Regions from separate parts of the Mus musculus genome. Here region 2 is linked to region 1. The links are chromatin loops, found by intact Hi-C in ENCODE. Cell type or tissue: left cerebral cortex. All regions are shown on one strand. Links, peaks and the distances in the headings refer to the core of each region. The heading gives the core; the rest is flanking DNA. Region 1 holds the start of Kpna4 (karyopherin (importin) alpha 4). Region 2 holds the start of 9630025h16rik (a long non-coding RNA gene).

Region 1 (11,171 bases), core at 1,926-9,925:
TAACCACTGAGTCGCTGCTCCTGCCTCAGCAAACATTTTGAATTCACACAGGTTAGTAGCCAGAATGACTCTTATGTCATAGACATTTGCTGGTAATATGAGCAGCTTGACTAGTGAAAATGTTAAACTCTATACGTGCTTCTAAGTATGTGCCACCATGCCATGGCCAGCTCTGTTGTATTTTGTAGGTGCCGCTCAATATTCTCACAGCACTGTCTAGCAGACGGAGTCTTCCTGAACGCTGACTTTACCAAATCTAAATGGAAAGCAGGTAAGTTTTTAGTGTTAGAAGTTCATAAATGATACAAAATTCCAAAACTCTCTGTGCAGAAAGCAATAGTAATGCCTCACCTATAAAATATGCTAGTAGTGCATTAGGCTGAGAAAAATTAAAGATAATAGGATATAGTATTAAAAATAAAGACTTTGATACACACCTGAGATAAAAATCAATCTCTTGACTGTTAAGTCAGAAGCACAAATTTCTTTTTAATTTTCAAAATTGAGATGAATTAAAAGTTAAACATAACTGAAATAGGTGCTCATTCAAGACTGCTCCTGCCTCTGACCAACACTAAACCAGAAAGCCATCAAATCAGCAATGCATGTCAAATTTTTATTATGCACTCTCATTCAGTATAGGCCTCAAGTAAATGTCCACTACCCCAGAAAACACTGAAAATATTTTAGTAACCAACAACCTCTGTCAGGAATAGCTATCCATGGAGCTGGAGAGATGGCTCAACAACTAAAGGCATTAGTTGCTTTTCCAGGACCCTCATGATGGCTTATAACCACTTTTAAACCCAGATCCAGGGAATATGACACTGTCCTCTAGCCCCAGCAAACAACAGGCACACATGCACTACACAGACATACATGCAGGCAAAATATCCATACACATAAAATAAAAATGCTAAAAAAAAAAACCCCATCAAAACAAAAAACCCAAACAACTATATTAAGGGTGTAGTGGTAGTGAGGAATGTCCTTAATCCTAGCACTTCAAAGGTAGAGGCAGGCAGATCTCTGTGGGTTCAAGGCCAGTTTGATCTATACAACAAATTCCAGGTTAGCTAGGGCTACACTGTGAGATCCTGTCTAAAAATAAAAAACACCCAAAAGGAAATGATTATATTAGAAAGCACAAGAACTTGGGCTCAACTGCCCCCCAAAACTAAACCAAAACAAGTATCCACATATGCATTTTTCCTAAAGCTGTTTCATTCTTTCAAAACTACTCATACATTCTTCCCAACAGTGCATATTCATTTGGCATACTAGTAAACTGTGAAAATTATCAATGAAGCAATTCTGAAGTCAGATGTCTTAAAAACTAGAAAAGCTGATAGGAAGCTAAAACAATAATTTAAATCCCAGTACTATTTCTCTCAGAGGTCTCATATTGTCTCACGCATGAGCTATTATTTGAAGAATTAGACAGTAGTTATTTTAAGCACAGTAAGTATGTTCCAAGATTTGTGGTGAGAGAGGTCAGTCTCTAAAGTTATAAGACTTACTAGCTTAGCAATGTTTTTCACTTTGAGCCAACAAAGCTGGTTCCCAAACACAAAACAGCACAGCACCTTTATTAAACCTGTCCAACCTGACTTCATATTTTATACTCAAAATTATGTGGTATTTTAATACTCATACTTAGCATAAGTTGTTTTCACAAGACCTAATTACTTTCTAATATATTTTACATTCTATTTGAACCAGCAAACTTTTAGAATGTTTTTATAAAACCTTTGAAAGTTTACTAGAATGCTACAAAAGAATCCGTCTCTCCTACCAAACTTAGAAACAGATGATCTTAATTTGCTTTGCTTACTCCTGACAAATCTCATTGGCAATTTGGTTACTACCATTTCCTATGTTGTACTATATGACCTTTTTTATGTTAGTGCCTTCAAATTAGCACTGGACAATCCTCTACCACACTACAGGGAAGAAGCCAAACTTTGATGAACATTATCTGGTAACTCCTTAAACAATATTTCAGATAAATATTCACAAACACTTCCTTTGACTTCTGTCTTTCAAAATAAAAAAAAAAAAACCATGACTATTTTTTGAAGTTGGATTGATAGACTGAAAAGTACTAATGAATATTAAATAGAAATCTAGAATCATAAAATTATGACTTCAGAACGGTCACATCATTGTGCCCAATTGCCCTCTAATAGGCAATTCATTGACTCTTTTATGTGCAAAGTTTTATACATATACACACAGAAACAAACAAACAAACAAACACACAGGAAAAACCACACACACAGCTAACAGCAAATACGGAAGCAAGAGATTCAATCATACTGAATCCTATTAAGAGTCCTCTCTCCCCAATAAAAAAGATAAATTATATTGAGTTGTCAGGCATCTCACTAACCTACTAATGGCCACAGCATTCATAAAGCAGATGTTGTGCACTGTCATCTTTGTAGATGAAAAGAATCCTAAGACTTAAACGATTCTTCCAGGTCATACTCAAAGTTAGAGATCAGGTAAAATGAAATTAAACTGGCAGATTTTGTCCTCATTTTAACCAACCTCTTCCCCACATGTTACAGTTACCTAACTCTACATGCAGCTGTAATATTTACACATTTGCTGTCTAATAAGGTAGCGACCATCCACACGACACCATTACTCACCTAGAAGAGAACTGGGCTAAACAGAGAAATAACCTAATGGTAAAATACAAACTGGACTTTGAAAAGTTAGTAAGAAAGGAATCATGTCATGTGAAATATTTCATTTTTAAAGCTGGATTAAATGTTAAAATGGCCTTTAGGATATACTAGGCTAACTCTCGCTGTACAGCAATAGAACTGCCTCCTCCAAAACGTAAATATTAAGACTCAAAAAAAGCAGTATTTTATTATCTGTTACATTTCACATACATTACATATGTAACACAATGCAGTAACTATATCATGTTATATAATGTGTGTGTATATATATAAAATGTATATGCATATATGTATACATACATATTACATACATAACCCAATGCAGTTAGCTATCTGAAGGGGAAGAAAATGTACTAACAGGCTTTGGAAAGATTCAGGCATATAAGTGACAAATAGACTGCCTAGAAGTAATACAAGATGCTTCTGTCTTATTACAAGTACTCATCATCTTTAGAAGCTTTTGTTTTCTTTTGTGGTATTGGGGATCAAACCCAAGGCATCCTACATACTATGATTTACCACTGAACAAGACCCACTTATGTGATCTTGAGTAAGTCACAGAAATAAGATAATTTTTATTTAGTCATGTTATATTTATAGATAGAAAATTAAAATATTCTAATTTCCAATGCACCTACATGAATTCAGTCATTAGTAGTGGCTACAGATATGATCTCAAAATACATCTAATATGCATTTATAGATAATTTAAAATCACCTATCATAGTAGCCAGGTTGATTCAGTATTAATTTATTAGTCTATAGTGGCAAGAAATACAGAGTAAGGGTAAATTACATTTTTGTTTGTTTTTTGTTTTTAAGATAACTTAAAACAGGGTGGTGGCACATGCTTGCAATCCCACAACTAGAGAGAGGGAAGCAGGGATAATGCCAGTAAAAGATAGTGTTCAGGAGGATGAGGGAGAGAGGTTGAGAGTGCAAGGCTCTCCTAGGCTACAAGTACATAATGAGACCTTGTCCAAAAGAAAAGAACAAGAGGGGTGGAAAGGGAGAAAGTAAGTCTGGCAACCCTATAAAAAGTTAGATGCAAAGTTCCAGTATTACCTAGCATTCTAGGTTTGTAGCCAAAAGAAGTAAGACTGTTACACAAGAATGTGTACATAAATGCTTATAGCAATAAGATGTGACCGATAACAAGGGTTAACCATGGTTCTATGAAGATAAACACATAAACACAATGTGCTATAACTATATGCAACAATATTAGTCAGACCTAAGAAAGAAACGTTCTTGTTACAGCATGGATGAATCTTCAAGTCAGGTAGCCACAAAGTATCCTAAAATGTACATTCCATTTACATGAAGCACTCAGAATAGGCAATCAAAACAAACATTGCTTTGGGTTGGAGTAGCTGAGAAAGAGAATCATTGCTAATGACATATATCAGGAGTTCTTCAAAGAGTAGAAAATATTCTAAGATTTGACTTAGGTGCTGATTGTGCAACCATTTAAACACATTACAAACCACTTTATATGGGTGAATTATATAGTATATGAATCACATTTCAAGGAACCTGTTAAAAATTGGTAGCAAAAAAAAATTAGAGATTGTTTGGTTACCTGATGTTTTTCTAAAATTTCTAACTTTGGAGTATTTATCAAATTTATATTCCCTAACTTGTGATTTTTCCCATTCTAGATATTCATATTAGTAAAAATAAATAGGTATTTTTCAACAAGTAAATTTAATGACAACTATGAACTATACATTTAAAAAGTTGGCTTTTGTTACATGTAAATTACTCCAATAAAGAGATTAAATTTGGGAGCTGAAGAAATGGTTCAGTTCTAAGCACTCACATGGCAGCTCCCAGCTGGAAGCAACTCCACTTCCAAAGGATGGGCTCCCTGGCCACAGGGCACACACATGATGCACATACACACACATCCAGACAAAACACCCCTATACACAAATCTAAAAAAAAATTTTTTTTTTTAAATTTCTTCCACTATAAAAAATGATCACAAAGATAAGCATCCTTAACTTTCAAACAATCTCTAAATAGCAACACACACCCTGGGACATACAGTTCTTCTAACGACTGCAATAAGCTAAAAGAGGATAAACTACATTAAAAGACTGACTGGCATTGGGAAAAGTCAACAAAAGTTGCCATCTCTATCCCGAAAATGCTCAAATTCAGGAACCGACCACAGCAGTCTGAAGAAGTTACCAGAACATAAAAGGGGATAAGAAGCTAAAAGCTTGACTTTTTTTTTAAATTCCCTATATTAAAAAAAAAAGTCACAATGGAAAGAAACTGTGTGCTTAATACATCGAACCTTGGAAGCAACTGTGTCTATGACAACGAAGCCTTCTTCCCCCCTTTAAAATAATACGTGATGGTGTCAGTCCATAGCCTACCGGATTCCTCACTGCCACCACCACCAGGAGGTGGAGAGAAAGGATACCGAGAAGACTAGGGGATGACAGCTTTGTATAACCCTTTGGACTTTTCTATGTAAGAATGCAAACTGGTGGTCTCTTCTCAGAGAGGAGTAAAAAGATCTGTGGACAAGCTCAAATAAGGCGGTGGAGGCAGGTGATCTTTTGACTGGAAAGGGACACATCGTGAGCCACATCTTTGAATCAGCTAGGACCAAACTGAAACCCAGGCCGCTGGAAGGCACTGCTTAGCATCACCAGGACCGCCTCTCGCGGCGGGGGTGGCTTTTTTTTCTTTCTTTCTTTCTTTCTTTCTTTCTTTTTCTCCAGCGGAGAAGTTGACTCCTGTAGTTTGGACATTGAAGTAAAACCAGAGTCGGGGCGATTAGGAAAACCTGCATGTGGAGGCGTCTCGGGCCCGGAGAAGTTCCGAGGTCGCCGCTCGCTCCCCCATCGCCCTCCACCCGCGACGCTTGGCGTCGGGGGCTCGAGCAGAGCCTGAGCTTCCGCCGCTGCGGGGCCTCCGCCGCGGCTGATATGCCCGCCGCCCTCACCCGTGTCTGGCCGGCTCGACAGGACAGGCCTAGGCCGCACCCGGCGGGCCCCGGCGCTGTCGCCGGCGGAGGCGGAGCAGGCCCGGCACAAACTTCCCGGCGCGGCGCCCGCGTCACGGCCGCTCGCCCGCCCGCCCAGCGCCATGCCGGCCGCCGCGCCCGCCCGACTCCGTACGCACCCCGCGTCCCGCCGGGGGCCGGAGGCCGCGGACCCCACTGTACCTCCAAGTCACGGCCTTTGTTCTTAAAATTCTTGAGCCGTTGGTTGTCCAATTTCTCGTTGTCCGCCATGGCCGGGCCGGCGACTCTCCCCACCCGCCCGGGCCCCGCGGGATCCGCCCCAACCACCGCGCCGCACAGACGCTCCCAGGAAGCCGGCCGCCGCCTGCGTCGCCCGCCCGTCCGCTCGCTTCCTCTCGCCCGCCGGGCCTCCGCTTCCTGGCTGGCCTCTCCTGCCCTGAGCTCGGGTACCACAGCAGCTCTGGCGAAGACGACTGCGGGGCCAGCGGCGGCGGCGGCAACGGCGGCGGAATGTGCTGCCGGCTGAGAGGGGGAGGCAGCCTCGATCTGAGGGCCCGGCTTTACGGCCACGCCCATCGCCGCCAACCCGGTCCGCCGATTGGCCGGCCGGGCTCCGGAGTGCTTAGCCAATCAAAAGGGACGATGGAGAGCGGGGGACGGAAGAGCGAAAGGAAAGGGGAAGGGAGAGTCTGGGGCAGGAAAGGGACGGGGCGCAGGAGCTTGGGAGGGGAGGGGTCACGCGCGGAGGGAGAAACCCGAGGCAGCCGAAGAGCAGCAGATCCGGGAGCGGGCGGGGATGGGCAGGGTGTAGTGGTCCTGGTTATGGTGGGATGATTCCCGGGGTGGCTTTAGATGTTGGGGTTCTGAACTTCGTTCTTTTCTCCCCCGGTGTTACTTGAGCGCTTCATTCACTTTGGAAGGCAAAGAGGTGTGTCTAAGCTACATGTGAAGTCCTAAACCCTGAGTCCTGTTCTGGGAACTGCGAACCAACCTAGGACCCGGCATCGTGGCTAGGACTGACTACGGTGATGTGCATTCTGAAAACTGAAGGGAAAGCTAGAGGGACCCGGTAGGAAAAGGAAGGTAGAAGGTTCGCAACAGGTAGAAACTTGAGAAAAATTGGTCCTTCCCTAATACCCCCATTTTGAGCAGTTTCTCTTGGGAAATTAAACTGCTTGATCACAAAGTATTAATTTATAGAGAATGACGACTATGAGCCATGACATAGCAAATGCAACATTGTGACTCTTGATAAAGGAAGTTAATCCCAAAGAAACCTCTTAACCAGGAACATTGTAACCAAAGGCGGATGTAAAACAGGTACAAAAGAGCCTCTCAAATTTTTCAGAATCGCTCCGGGCCGGTGACTCGGTTTGTAATCGTAGCTACTGGGCAAGAGGAGGAGCTGTTAAAGTAGCCCAAGAGCAAGGCCAGCCAGAGCAAGAGTCCAAAGCCACTTCGAGCAGTTTAGTGACACTTCCCCTCTTCTCTTGCGGGTTCATCTCAAGATAAATTAATAATAATAATAATAATAATAATAATAATAATAATAGAAATACAACTCATTGGAAGAAGCTAATTATGCTGGAGGCCCTAGGCTCAGAAAAGAGAGTGAGGACATGTTTTCAAAACTATATTTAAGCTGAGCATAGTGATCCACACGTTAAATCTAGCAAAGGCAGGTGGAGATGAGTTTGAGGCCAGCTGAGCTACATCATAATACCCTGTCTAAAAACAAACAAATGTGTGTGTTCATTTATCAATTATTAGTTCCCCAAATTGTGTGGTTTTTGTGAAGCAGTGGCAGTTCAGAGTCAGAAGGAAGAGGAAAGCTAAATGTGTCTGAACTTGGCAAAAAACTCTATTACAAAACCCTTTGGGAACATTTGGCTTCTGGTTCTTTCTGGTATATTTTGTTTGGGCAGAACCACATGCAGAAATGAATGTTTAGGATGCGAATATTTTATAAACCCCTTATATAAAGTCAAAGGAGGATGCTTTTGTAAGGTATAATACAAAGACAATGGGTTCAACAAGATAAAGGATTGAGTTCTTTTGGGAATGGGGGATAAAGAGAACTGCAGGATAGGAGCCTCTTGAAGATAACTTATAATGGAATGGTGGGAACAACCCTTTAGATACAAAGTAATGCCTTCCAAATAAGTCTTTGGTATTTTGTATACTTTCTGCTGGGCTTGGCGAACAAGCATTTTGGAAGTAATTCACACTGAGGGTTAACTTGAATGTAAGTTGAATTCAGAACTTAAAATTCAGATGAAGTTCATTATGTGTGTGTGGCATGTCGGCATATTCAGGTATACACATCTTTGTGCAAATGAGGACAAAACAAGATATCCTACATTGTTATTGCGCTCCACCTTATGGCCCGAGACAAGGTTTCTCACTGAATCAAAAGCTCACCATCGAAGATGTGCTTGCTGCCTTGTCTGCTTACCACCTCCTCCCAGTGCTGGGATCTCAGGCATACACACCTGCACTGGCTTTGCTGGGGAACCAACTCAGGTTCCCATACTTGGAGACTCTCTCCCTCATATAGTTTTATTCTCCAAAGATTGATTTAGTTGAGGTGATACTGAATTTACACGCTAGAGCACTAGTATATTTTAAAATATGACTAAGCCAGTTATAGTTGTGTATTCTACAATCCCAGAGCACTAGTATATTTTAAAATATGACTAAGCCAGTTATAGTTGTGTATTCTACAATCCCAGACTTATGGAACTTGGGCAGTAAGCTTCAGAATTCTGAAGCCAGTCCAGATACACTGAGAGACACTGTGTCCTAAAGCAAATCCATGAGATCTAAATGTGGCAAACCGTGCCTGTAATGTCAGCACTTGGAAATATGAGTCTGAATTCTATGTGAGACTAGGCTACAGAGCTAGAACCTGTCTCAAAAATAAAATGAAACAAAGGAAGGGTGGATTTAGGATAAGAACATTTTGGTGTAAGGATGGAGAGAGGGAGGGAGAGAGAGGAGGATTTTTTGTCTTAAGGGTTTGTGATTATGTGATCAAAATGAGAATGGCACATAGTATTATTAAGTAAAGGAAAGAAGGAGTTTTATACATTGCTAGATCTTTCTAAAATATAATTTGTGTTTGTTACAGTTGGGCTGATTCAGGAGAGAAAAATATTGAATCATAGCCAGTCACTATAGTTTGTGTATACTATGTCAAATGTTCATGTATTGAACCTTGGTTACCTGTCTTAGAGGAATTTTCCTAAGAAAGGATGAAGAGAGTTCTTGTGAGACCCTTTGATACCTCACAAGAGAGAGTTATAAAAAAGGACAAGCCTGGCTACCCGATCTTGTTTGATTGCCTGTCTAATTACAAGATCTTCCTCTCACATCTCCATGATCCTATCTGCCATAGAGGGGAGGGAAGCTTACCAGAGTCACTATAGTGCTATTTGAAGAGCTCCAAAACTATGAGATCTCTTTACTTTAGGAAGTAGCCAGACTAAAATATTTTGTTACAGTAACAGAAATTGGGTTAATACAGTAGCATCTTGTATTTTCTCAGGGTGTGTGAGGGGGATTAGGAGTGGGTTGACCAGGCATGGGGGACTTCGTGTCTTTTTATTCTCAGAAGCTTCTAACTTATGGCTTGGGGCGTCTGAAGAAAATGACTATTTATTTTGAAATTGATGTTAATTCAATTGAGGGAGGACAAACACCTAGGTTTTTGTTTGTTTGTTGACCTAGCATTGCATTGCATGCAGTCCGGACTGACCTCCATCTTTTTATGGAGACAAAACTGGACTTGAACTCCTGGTTCCCCTGCTTCTGCTTCTCCAGTGCTGCCCATTGCTTGTATACTCCTCCACACCAGGGTCGTTTATTTCTCAAAATTAGTTTCGACTATTTAATCAAAGGGAAACATTGAATTGAATTAGGCTCAACCCTCATCCTAATACCCTCCCACTTCAGACAAGTTCCCTGCCCTGATTTTTAAAACTTTTTAAAAGACAGTAGGTTGCAAAGGTTTCTATAATCATAATAACAATGTTACCAGATACTGAGTTTCTACAATCTAGGTCTGGGTAATTTGTTTATGTGAGATATTTTATTATTATTTGTGTGTTTACTCTTATAGCACTAATCCAATACAATATGACAGGTTTGTTTGTTTTTGTTTTTTTTTTTTTTAAAGACAGGTTCTTACTATGTAACTAAGGTTTGCCTGTAATTTGTAATCTTGTTTCACATTCCCAAGTGCTAGGATTATTCCCCCCTCCCCACCCCATGTCTTTATAAGACAGCCTTCTAACCCTCTGTTTAGGGTCCCTCAGGCTAGATTAAGCTGGCCTCTGGCTTGCTGTATAGCCAAGAGTAGCCTTGCGTTCTTAATTCTCCTGCCTCCACCTCTCTAGTGCTTAGATTGTCGGAGTAAGTCACCACACCTAGCTTTATAAATGCATTGACTTCTTACAACGATCCTATAAAATAATTGTATTCACTTTACAAATATAAGATTGAACGGAAGAGAGGTGCAGGAATTGATTGAAGTCAAACAATGAATGTTAGAGCAGGCATCTGAACCAATCCTGGTATCAGAGCCACCTGGGAAAGACATGAATGTGTGCACTCATGGTGCACTTTGAAGGGAGGTATTACTTCCACTTTCTGTATGAGAAGCCTAAGGTTTAGTGTGCCTAAGAAGTCTGCCAAGCCTCACACCACTACTAAGTGCTGATTCTGGGCCTGTTTAGCTCTGAACACCACACTCCTGGTAGATGAACCAGCAGTCACTCTGTCTTTGAATGTAGTAGCTCAGGTGGACCTCTCAATTCTAGCGCTGAAAAGTAGGCGAGAAAGCTGCTCAAAGCACAAGTCCATCAGAATCCCCTAGGAGCATAAATGCCGTGTTGGTAAGTCCTTTCCATGTTTTCTGTTTTAGAAAGTCTGAACTCCTGAATAAAAGCAGGGGTCCTGCCTCCCGGGGCAACTCTGAGATCTACAAGATCTGGCATGACAACCATTTTAAAGATTGTTTCAATCTTAACAACAACAAACAATTAACTAAGGGCGACACACCATGGTGATGGCTCATGTGCCATGCAAAATAATGTATAGGCACACCATGGTTACACATCTCTAACTCAAAAAAAAAAATGTAGACAAACCATGCTGTGAGGACTGAAATCTCCAACTTAGTATAAACCAGTTTGGTATTGCTGGATGGATTTTTGTTGTGTTTTTCTGCACTTATTTCTGCATCTGTTCTTTTGAGTTTCCTCAAATGGTGATCTCTTTGTATCTTCTCCACAAGGATTGGCTCCACAGGCCTATTTAAGTGTACTTTGCTCTTCTTAGTACAAATCTTATGCACTTGGCATGTACCGCTTTCCTATCTTGTTGGAGGCTCAGGGCTACTCACTTCTGGTCAATTGAGACAAATGAAGAGGACATGTCTTCATTACTGTTCTGCTCCTAAATCCCAACCCATCTGCCATCCTTGGGGTTTC
Region 2 (11,171 bases), core at 971-8,970, 64 kb before region 1:
TGTTCTTGATGATGAGAGGCAGATGACAGAACATGACAGCACTTCCTAGCTGGGGACTGACCTGGCAAGGACTCACCAAGACAGGAGGCTGAGATAGCCCCTTAGAACTAAGCCAAGAGACGGCCTTCCTTGGTCAGTGCGGTGTCTAGGATAGAAGGCTTTCCACGAAGGGTCACTTCAACTTTGAGCCCCATCTAGGTCTAATGAGCAACATCTTTCAGTGGACAGTAACTGTCTTGAGAGGTGACACTGAGAGCCAGGGAGGTGCAGAGGCAGTGACAGCTCTTCACTGATTACTGCTGTCTTGCTATATAGGGGCAGCCACATTCTGCGAACAGCCAAAGCGCAGAGACGGCTAGACTAGAAACGTGGGAGAAAAGTGTGTGCTTTTACAGTCTTTTCAGGACTGGGGGCTAGGCTGATGGCTGTTAGGAACACCGTCTGTTCTTCTGACATTCCATGAAATGTAATTGTGATTGAGATATTTTGCACCTTTGCCAACCCATTCTCCCTTTCCTAGGAAGCCAGGCAGGCCGTATGTTGTAATGATTCTGGGGGTTTGCTACAGCCCCTTTACTACCTTTAAATATCTATTAGGATTCCTACCCCAAATCAGATCATTTAGTTCCCAAATAAAGGACGCAGAGACCTTTAGATTTAGGATAAGCGTTGGAGCATTAGAGCTGGGCAGATATCAACCCTCTATGCTATTCTGCTTCCCTGTGGTGACCCCTGAGATACAACTTGCCATGCTCCACCTAGGCCACTGCTACTCTATCAGCCATGTGCTCACAGTCTACCTACCCCATGGCAACCTTCCCTCCTTCTCTCTGGCTCTCTCCTCATGGTCTTTGACTTAGACCCCAAGCCTGGGAACCTTTGCCACCCTCTTCTCTTCTTCCCAGCCCAGGCTGTAGACATCTTTTTCTTTTTCTTAATTTATTTATGAGTGCACTGTAGCTGTCCTCAGACAAACCCGAAGAGGGCATCAAATCCCATTACAGATGGTTGTGAGCCACCATGTGGTTGCTGGGAAATGAACTCAGGATCTCTGGAAGAGCAGTCAGTGCTCTTAACCACTGAGCCATCTCTCCAGGCCCCTGTAGACATCTTTTTTTTAATCAACCAGAGATAACTTGGTGGGCAAGGTTTACATAGCATCATTTGATGTACATGAGGGTCTCCTGGTTAGGGAAACCAGATCTTAGGGGCCAAGTATTTAGTATTTGAAAACGTAGCTGCACCAGACCAACCCCCTACTGTCATACTCTTAGGAAATAAGTAACAACACACTGAATATATAGTTAAGACTCTCAAGTGTGGCTTCTTGGTAGACTATTTGCTAAATATGTGAGGTCCTGGATTTAATCCTCAGCACCAAAACCAGAAGATATATAGATGGATGGATGGATGGATGGATGGATGGATGGATGGATGGATGGATGGGACAGACAGACAAACAGATAGATACTGCTCAAATGGGTGATATTGGTAGTGAATGCACTGGAAACATGAAAGGCAAAGGTGAAGTCAAAGTGGTCTACATACATCAAAGAAAACTTCAGGAAGAACTAGAGTAGAGGAACCTCTTTCTACACAGTATCCTTGCTTACAGGGGTCCACTCTGGATCTTCTTCAGCCACACTTTAGCACAAGAGTAAGAGATCTCTGAGAAAATGCCTGTCCTGTCTTCTGGGCCATGCTTTATGTAGTAGGACCCCTAATTTCTGTAGACATTCTAAGCTCATTTCTAGAGTATGCACATGATCTTCACTGGGGCATCCACAGCCAGGGGAAAGACTGCAGTAACAGATATGAATCAGGGTGGATGTTGATGTAGTTGTGTGTTCTATAATCCCAGCTACTCCACAGGCTAAGTAATGGGAGGCTTCCTAAATCTAAGGCCAAGACCAGCTGGGACAATATAATAAGACCCATGAAGAATAAGGAAGAAAAGCCCAGTGGTACAGGGTTGGCTAAATGTTGGGGACTGACTCTTTTTACACTACTTCTCTCTTCTGCTATAGAGGAAGAACCCTAAATTAGAGCTCAGCCTTCCTGAAGATTACAAAGATGCCAGTTATGGGGTGTTATGAAGCAACAGCATCACAAAAAACGTATTAGTCGCCGGGCAGTGGTGGCACATGCCTTTAATCCCAGCACTTGGGAGGCAGAGGCAGGCAGATTTCTGAGTTCGAGGCCAGCCTCGACTACAAAGTGAGTTCCAGGACAGACAGGGCTGCACAGAGAAACCCTGTCTTGAAAAACCAACCAACCAAACAAACAAACCAAACCCCCAAAACCAAAACCAAAAAAAAAAAAAAAAAAAAAAAAAAACCCAAACAACAACAACAACAACAAAAAACCAAACAAACCAAGAAAACCAACAAAAACCCAAAACATATTAGTCAAAGGAGTAGGACAGAACAAATCTTTTTTTTTTTTAATGTTGTTATACATTAAAGTATTTAGACATTGGTAACACTGACTTAAATTTGTACTTCTGTTCTCAACCTGTCTTCGGTATGCTCCCCATCGTGGTATGGGCTTCAAATTAAACCCATCACTGGTTGTCCACTCCCAGAGACTCATGTGTTTGGGGCACTATTAGGGGTTGTGGCCTTAGAGTAGGCGTGCCCTTGTTGGAGGAAGTGTCAGTGTTGAGGCTGGCTTTGAAGTCTCATATATACTGAAGCTACTCTCAGTGCTGACTCAGTCCCCTTTTGCTGCCTATGAATCAAGATGTAGAACTCTAGCTCCTTCTCCAGCGCCAAGTCTGCCTGGATGCAGTCATGCATCCCACAGTGATGATATTGGACTAAACCTCTAAAACTGTAAGCCAGTTTCCTGTTAAATGTTAATTATGTTAGGCATAAATGTTAACATAATTATGTTAAAAATAAATGTTAATTATGTTAAAAATTATGTTAAATGTTGTCCTTTATAAGAGTTGCCATGGTCTAGGTATCTCTTCATAGCAATAAAACTGTAAGACAGAAGTTGGAACCAGGGGCTGGGTATTGTTCTGATAGGCCTGAATATGTTTGTTTGAAGAAATGCAGATTGGGGACTTTGGATTAGGAAACACTAGAATGCTTAAGTTGGACTTAACGGGCCAGACTAGTGGGAACATGGAAGCCAGTGGTGCTGACAGTGATTTCGACTGTGGGGGCCTGGTTCAAAGTTTAAGAGAATATTTTTAGTTTGTTGCCTAAAGACTTTTCTCATGATAATTTGGTGAAGAATGTGGCTGCTTTTTGCCCTTGTCTGAACAGTCCATCTAAGACTAAGGTGAAGAGATTTAGATTAATTGCATTGGCAAAAGATATCTCAAAACAGCCTAAAATAGATTCTGTATTATGGTTTACTCTCATGAAGAGCATTTTAATCAAACATTCCAAGCTGAGAAAGGAAAAATACAAAATATATGGTTCAACGATTAAAGGGGCACTAGAAAGTGGTATGGAGCTAAATATTGTGTTCAGGGAGATAATAGATTAAAGATTTAAGTGGCATTAAAGGGAGTGGGGCCTCTGGGCAAGATCCCACCCAGCTAAGCTTCTATCTTGTGAAAAGAATTAAAGAAAAGTTTAGGTCCAGGCATGGTGGTACATACCTTTAATCCAGCACTAAGGAAACAGAGGCATGAAAATCTCTGAGTTCAAGGCCAATATGGTCCAAACTGCCAAGTTCCATGACATCCAAGCTCAGGCAGTAAAGGAAACAATCAAAACCAGAAAGCTAGTGAAGATATAACTGAATAAGGGGGCCATGTTCAAGCCCCAGGCACCAGCAGAACTTGGCAGCTTTGTTTACATAGGTCTTTGGTGACAGGTACATTATCAAAAAGCACATTTTCAAAGGACTTTTTTCTGAGGATTAATTTTCAACTGTTTAAAATATTCAACAAACCAAACCCATCGGTCGTGGTACACACCTTGGGAGGCAAAGGTAGGGAGATCTCTTGAGTTCGAGGCCAGCCTGGTCTACATTGTGAGTTCCGGGACAGCTACAGCTACAGAGAAATGGTATCTCAAAAATCCCCAAACCAAACCAAACCAAACCAAACCAAACCAAACCAAACCAAACCTAGCTAAACCAAAAATAAAACAAAAACAAACCAACAAAAAAGAAACCATGTCATAGATAGATGCTGTCATTTAGTCATTGTTTTTCTGCTTATAAAACATAAACACAGGCAGTATAGATTTAACTGTTAAGGGCCCTAGGATCTTTGGAATGGTAAATGAGTTCTGGCTTTAAAGTCAGCAGCCATATTAGCTACTAGTAAGAGTAGTCTATCCTTTGAAGTTAGGCACTGTTTTCTCTGGTATCAAAATTCAAGCTGACATCTTCCAGTATAACAGTGTCCCATTTACATTTATAATTACTGACATGCAAAAGAGATCAGTAGAAGGCTAAGTAGATGGTGTAAATGTGGAAGTCTCTAAGAATGCTGGAGGTAGAGGGTGGGAGGCAGGGATGTTGTGCAGAGTAGTGTCTCCCAGCATTCATGAGTTACCTGGGTTTGATCTCTAACACTACACAGAAGGAAAAATTTCAGCCTTTATGTTCCAAAGAGAGAAAACATTATCAAAGAAAAAAGGCCCCAGAATATTGCCAAAATCTATAAAAACACATGCCAGCCAAACAGAATGAATCCACACTAGTTATAGTAACTCTTGTGAAGTCTCAAGTGAGATAGAAAAAGGGAAGTGTGATGAGGAAATGATATCTGTTTATAAACCCAAGAGTTCAGAGATAAAGAAAACAGAAACAATAGACAGAAAGGATTACATATAGAGTACAGGACTGGGGATAGTTCATTGTTCAATGTTGGCCTAGCATGTCTAAGACCCTCGGTTTGATCCTGAACTCCCTGCAACCCCCAAAAGAAAAAGGGAACCAATAAAACTCTTAAAAATACCTTGGTAAACATTCTAAGAAAGAGAGTAGAAAATATATTTTTTTAAAGGTTTATTTATGTATGTGAATCCACTGTTGCTGTCTTCAGACACACCAGAAGAGGGCATCAGATCTCATTATAGATGCTGTGGACCACCGCATGGTTGCTGGGAATTGAACTCAATCTCTGAAAGAGCAGTTAGTCCTCTAAACTGCTGAACCATCTCTCTAGCCCGGAAAGTATTTTTTAATACTCAAATTTTAATGAGCTCAAATTTTAAGTCCTCTGTCTTTCATGTTACAGTTAAAGCATAATATCTAAAGTTGGTAAAACTCAGAAGCTTAAAGGTTAAAAAGAGAAATGGTTGTGGTGGCGCATGCCTCGTTCCAGAACTTGGGGCGGCAGAGGTTGGTGGGTCTACAGACTAAGTTTCTGGAAAGTCAGGAAAAAAACCAAACCAAACCAAACCAAACCTAACCTAACCCAAATGCAAACCAAACCACCACCAAGAACCACAAAACAAAAAATCTATAGAAAAATAAAGCTACCAGGTGTTGGCACACAACGTTAATCTCAGCACAGGAGGCAGAGGCTTGGTAGAACTCTGAGTTTGAGGCCTGCCTATGCAGTGGGTTCAGAGTAGCCAGGGAATCAAATCACCACCACCACAAAACCTTGGCGATCACTGATCTGTATGGGATGGTGTTGGTGAATCATTTCAGGCTTGGAAGTAGCCTTGTGGGCCAGGAAGGCTGAACCACTTGTTACAGCCTTTCATGCTGTTTCTTGTTCCTCACATGGGCTGTAGTTCTTCAATGAAAGCAAACGCAACAAAACAGATGAGAAAGATACAATTAGTAAATAAGAGAATATCTATGTGGCTTCCCCAAAATACATTGTATGAAAATATATTTCACACATTTTCAATCCTCAATTGAGCCCTTAGAAAATAGAGACAAAATAAAATAGCATGGCATGAGACAAGTTTGTAAAACATGTGCTTCTATTAAAAGCCTTTAATACTGCCACCTTGTGGTGGCAAAATAACTATGGAAGAAAAAAATATACAAAACACTTGCAGGATCTAAAACTTAAAACTGCTTTCTGCTGTGTACTGACGCATGCCTTATAATCCCAGCAGTAGGGAAGCAGAGGAAGGAGGACTGCTTTGAAGGTAGAGACCAACTTGGTCTACATAGTGAGTCCCAGGCCAACATAGAGAAACCCAGTCTAAGAAAAACATCAAAACCAAATAAAATCATAAAATCTAATATAATGACCCTGTTCACCACAATACGTGTTTCTATTTAAACATTAAATGTCTTTCAAAAACTTGTTTAACCTTTAATTTAAGTCCCATTTCTCCACTTCTGTTCACTCCTCCCACTTTCCTGTCCAATATCAAGCTTATGGCAAGTGATCTACCATTAAGCTCTTCAGTTTCCAACAGCAGCATTTTAAAATCGAAGCATAAACCGTGCTGTAAATGTAGCACATGATGGGGCTGGATTGACAAAAGAGTGATGCAAGTTCATGCTATTGGGTGAAGCCATGTCTCGAAAAGCAACAACAAATAATACAATCAACTCCTCACTTTTTAGATGTAATTCTATGAATTTTACAAGGAAATTCTGTCCACTCTCCCTCAAGGTCCGTATGGGCCTCCCCACTGCACACCTGCTGCTCAGTGCTTTTCAGTTTGGACCTGACTTCCTACAGTCTGCACAACCTTTCCTGAAGTGCACTCATGTCCTACCTTGTATCCCTTTCTTCTTGCAGGAGAGTGCTAGTCTGTTACATTGATGCACCAATCGAATGAACTGATTCCAGTTTGGACCAACTGTGGATAACAAAGCTCCAAGTATTCAAGTACAGGCCTTTTATGTGGCTAAAGTCCTCACTTCACTTGAGCAACTATGTAGGGGTGGGACTGTTTGATTGCAAAGTAAAGTGCACATATAACATCCCTAGACACTGCAATACTTTCAAACAAGTTGAATGTAGTATCCCATTAGGCATCCTTAGCAGCAAGCCACTTCAATGACAAGAGTATCGAAACATTTTTGGACATATTTCTTGTGATTAAAGATGCTGAACATCTTCTACAATACATGAAAGATTTTCTGCTTATGTTTTTTTCCCTATGAAGTTGTCTGCAATGTGTGGGTAATTTTAAACTTGTTTTCTAGTTGAGTTTATACATTGAGATTTCACTGATTTTCTACAGAAGCATTTAAAGTGTTCTCTAATTTAATTCGGAATATGAAGTTAGCCCTTGCACATAGTCTGAACACTTTCATCACTTCTATATGACACCCTGCAGAAATGGCTTGTTTGAACTGCTCTAAGTTAAGAAAGCACAGGAGATGCTTTCCAAGGGCCACTGGGTTCCAGTGATGAAAATGATCAGCTGGAGCTCCCAAGTGTCATGTAAACAGTTCTGCGGTGGCACTTTAGAGCTAGGATAAGGCTTAATACTGAACCAGCTTATAAAGAAAAATGTTGACATGGCACCACACAACAGGACAAACTGGATCTGGAACTTTGAGATAAAACTTGCTGACCTCCCCAAGACCCCATGTGTTGTAGGTCACCCCATTTCATTATTTCAACTTCACAATGCTATACTCAGGCAAACTCTTAATGACCAACTGCTCTAAAAGCTTCCCCAGTGTTCTTGTCTTCAGTCTTATCTCACAACCAAATTGACAAATTTACTTAAAGAACCAAAGTGAAGATATTCCTTAAGATTCCCAAACCACACCTCCAAAACCCTTGTGTTGCTCAGCCTGGCTCCTTCTCAATATTCTTGCTGTGTTTAGTCCTCACTTTCCTTGGAGACTTTCTGACTCTCTCCACTTCTGGGATCTATCCTTTCCTCCCTCATATAGTCACTCATTTAAAGAGTATGTGAAGGGCTGAGGATGCGGTTAGTTAAGTGATAGAGCACTTGTTAGCGAGTGGAAAGCCCCAGGATTGCTTTGTACCCCAAAGAAGCAAATAAGTAACGAAAGAATCCCCCCCCAAGAATATTTTATGTCCTTGTCAATAGCTACATGATTCTTACTATTATCAGCAATATATAAACCCCACCTCCTCACCTTATCCTTGAGAAAGGATCTCATTTTGTAGTTCTGGCTGTCCAAGAACTCAGCCTACAGACCAGACTGACCTTCAAATTAGAAATCTGCCTGCCTCTACTTGGATTTAATCTGCTGGACTTAAAGGTTTGCATAGTCAAAAGAAATTCTGTAAGACTTACTTCCTACTTGTGGGCACTGAATCTAGGGCCTTGTGTATATTAAGCAGTGCTCTAATCACTTAAGTACAACAATGTTATGTTTTTCTTCTTCTAAAACCTGTGCTAGAGTATGAGAGCTTTTATAAAGATCTTGTAGAAGTGTACAGTAAAGGCTGGGTATGACAGAGCACACCTGTAATCCTAACACTTGGGAGGTGAAGGAAGATTTTGGATTTGAGACCATTCTGGGTCATAAAGCAAGACCTTTTCTAAAAAACAAAAAAACAAACCTGGGACCCCCCCCCCCCACGCCCCAAAGAGGTGGTATATTTAAGTGGCTATAGAGGCAGAGGTCAGGGTCATGTTGATCACCTGTCCAGACAAACTTGTAATTATGTGGTCAATCAGCACCATCAACCAGTTTCATAGTAAATCATTACTCACCTTTATGATTTGGGTTCTTTGTGCATAATCTATGACAATTGAAAATTATTTCAATAAATAACACTTCAAAAGAGCTATACTATTAATCTTAGAAGACACAGGTTCTGCTTCAGAGTATATAAACTGGTATTTGTAAAACACATGAGGACCCAAATCGATATCCTGTGGATGCCAGACATCCAGATTGGACGTGGAGAAAAGGAACAAGCTTTCCTCTATGAAGGAGTAATGTTTCTCTCCTTCCTACAGAAAGGCCCTAGATTTGAAGTAGTGAGGGAAATTTTAAAAATTCAAGTTGAAAAGACTTTTAGGTAGTCATGTGAGAAGTTGCATCATTATCACACACTTTTATTGAGTGCCCACAGAATTCAGGCACGTTCATGTTTACAGAGCGTTGCTGATATGCTGACCTTGCCCTTAAGGAGCTTACAATCTAGCAGGAGAAAGACAAGAAACGCAGGTGTGAAAGCAATGAGTGAACAGACACTACAGACTGAAAAAATCACCATCAACACAAAACACGTATTGCAAAATGAGCGTTAATGGGGATGGCAAGGATGGGAGATAGCCTTAGCTATATTCCTGACTTCCTGAAGGTCATAGGTTTAAAATATTCAAGGGACAAGAGTTGAGAAAAACCAGGATACAAATGAGATAAGTTCTCCCTTACTCCCTGCTTCCAGGGGACACAAGGACTACAGGAATAGTGATAAGACAAAGTTTGCAGTACTCTTAGCACCTCTAGCCACAGTGGATTCAGATCAGAACAAAGCTACTATTTAGATAACAATCCTCCACTAGTTCAATGGAGAATCAAAGTTATTTCTGTACCAGCTCTATTACATATATAATGCCTCAGGTTAAATGTTTAAGATGGCCAGAGGCAGCACTGTGTTAAAGAGCAGTAGGCCAGCAATGGGAATACAGATGTGGCAGAACTGCAGCAGTTACACCTGCAGTACTGGGAGGTACTAGATTTGTTGAAGACTTCACCTGTTTACAAAGGCAGCACATTGGCAAACCTAAGGGGAAATGGCTAGAGGTAGAAGCTATTCAGAATACCTGATAGCTGTGTTTCATGCAGGGTTGACCAGAGATAAAACCCTTAATACTGTGGGAGAGGTTATCTAGAACATCCCATCAATTATGAGTCAGATTATGGAAAGTTTCCACATTTCTTTGGAAAAAGACACTCTTAAGTCAGAGAGTTAGTATTACGGTATGCTTAAACAATAAAAAGGCAGGCTGGGGATGTAGCTCAGTGGTGTTTAGCATGCTAGCACACACACTCACACACACGATAAAAAGGCAGGTATATACTAATGAGAAAGGGCTTCGAGGAATGGAGAGGGACACTGAGGGGATTATCTGGAAGGCAAATAACCAGATTGAGTTTACCATAAAAACATGTAGATTATTAGCTATTCCAAATAGTTGTTTCAAATTAGAGTAAAAAGCAGATTGGAGGAAACATTGGGTAAAATTAGCAACTATAGTCAAGAGTTCATTTGCTACTGCTGTTGTATGTCTCCCAAGCCTTTACACATTGAGTTATTAAGGGTGACAACTTATCTATCAGTTTTAAAGGTGGAACATCTGGACATGATAAGGTTAGACAAGGTCACTAGATTTTCCATGGTCATTAGAGCCCCTTGAAGCAAGGTTTGTGGGGTAAGAAGACATCAGGTAAAAGAACACTAATATACACACTATCGCACCACCTCTTGTCATATGATATACGTGATCACCAGAGGACAGCCATCACTAGATGCAGCCCCTGACCCTGGATCCAACTCGAACCTCTTTAAAATTTACTCTGTATGGGGTATTCAATTACTACAAGAAAGTCAAAATCAGTCCAACAGAGCTATCCAGAGCAGAAGTCAAATACAGTTAAGGAAAAATAGGATAGAAAAGGTCAGTTCTTAATATTTTAGTGTGTAAGTAATGGGGGCACACTTGTGGAGGTCAGAGGGCAACCTTCAAGAATCAGTTCTCTCCTTCTACCATGTGGATTCCAGGGATCCAACTTGCATCAGGCTTGTTGTTGGATAAAATAAACCTGTGAGCCATCTTGTGAGGCCCCAAATATCTTTACAAATATTACAACTAGAACTGATCGATTGGGAAAACTAAGTAACCTGGAGAAGGCAATATACTTCCCGATACAGAGGAGATGAAATTTGTAGAGAAAAGGCAAGAAACAGGGCAGGAGCAGGAACCACAAGGGACTGACTGCTGTGGCCCTGGTGGGAGGCACTTTCCTGTATACTCAGCTGGTCTCACAAAGCAGAAGCTATTAAAGTCAGAAAAAGAAGAGCTTGACACAGACATCCAGAGCAAACCTTTTATTATTTAAAGGGCCTGCTATTTTTAGGACTATTCAAGTTAATGGAATTGCTGGGTTAATTTCTGGGGCTTGGGGGGGGGGCATGTTAGTTCTTTTTTTCTCATATGACTAGTGCAGCATTTAATAATAAGTCCAGTAGACAACTACTTCTGATCACAGTGCTGGGCTTTACAGCATCCTTTTAAACATTTATTTATTGTTATACGTAAGTACACTGTAGCTGTCTTTAG

The links. Hi-C counts contacts between places; a loop is a spot of excess contacts. Peaks named below come from ENCODE experiments on the same cell type or tissue, not always from the same donor. Only the 100,000 strongest peaks of a DNase experiment are listed, where the experiment ranks them.
Region 2: it touches region 1 in a loop (5-fold over the local background); 3 of 42 quality-filtered maps call a loop at or near these places.

The regions. Positions count from the first base shown.
Region 1 is chr3:69,120,852-69,132,022 of GRCm38, forward strand. It overlaps Kpna4 (karyopherin (importin) alpha 4), which reads right to left and starts at 6,241. Exons shown (of 17, transcript NM_008467.4): 1 at 5,881-6,241. The coding sequence starts at 5,949. It overlaps Gm1647 (predicted gene 1647), which reads left to right and starts at 10,382. Exons shown (of 3, transcript NR_126533.1): 1 at 10,382-10,574. In left cerebral cortex, for the core only: a CTCF peak has its summit at 5,095; DNase peaks (open chromatin) are centred at 5,265, 5,773 and 6,283; H3K4me3 peaks cover 3,059 bases; H3K27ac peaks cover 2,009 bases.
Region 2 is chr3:69,058,235-69,069,405 of GRCm38, forward strand. 9630025h16rik (a long non-coding RNA gene) reads left to right here and starts at 2,628. Exons shown (of 2, transcript XR_867356.3): 1 at 2,628-2,834; 2 at 6,686-7,016. In left cerebral cortex, for the core only: CTCF peaks have their summits at 5,014 (motif pointing right) and 5,937 (motif pointing left); a DNase peak (open chromatin) is centred at 5,938.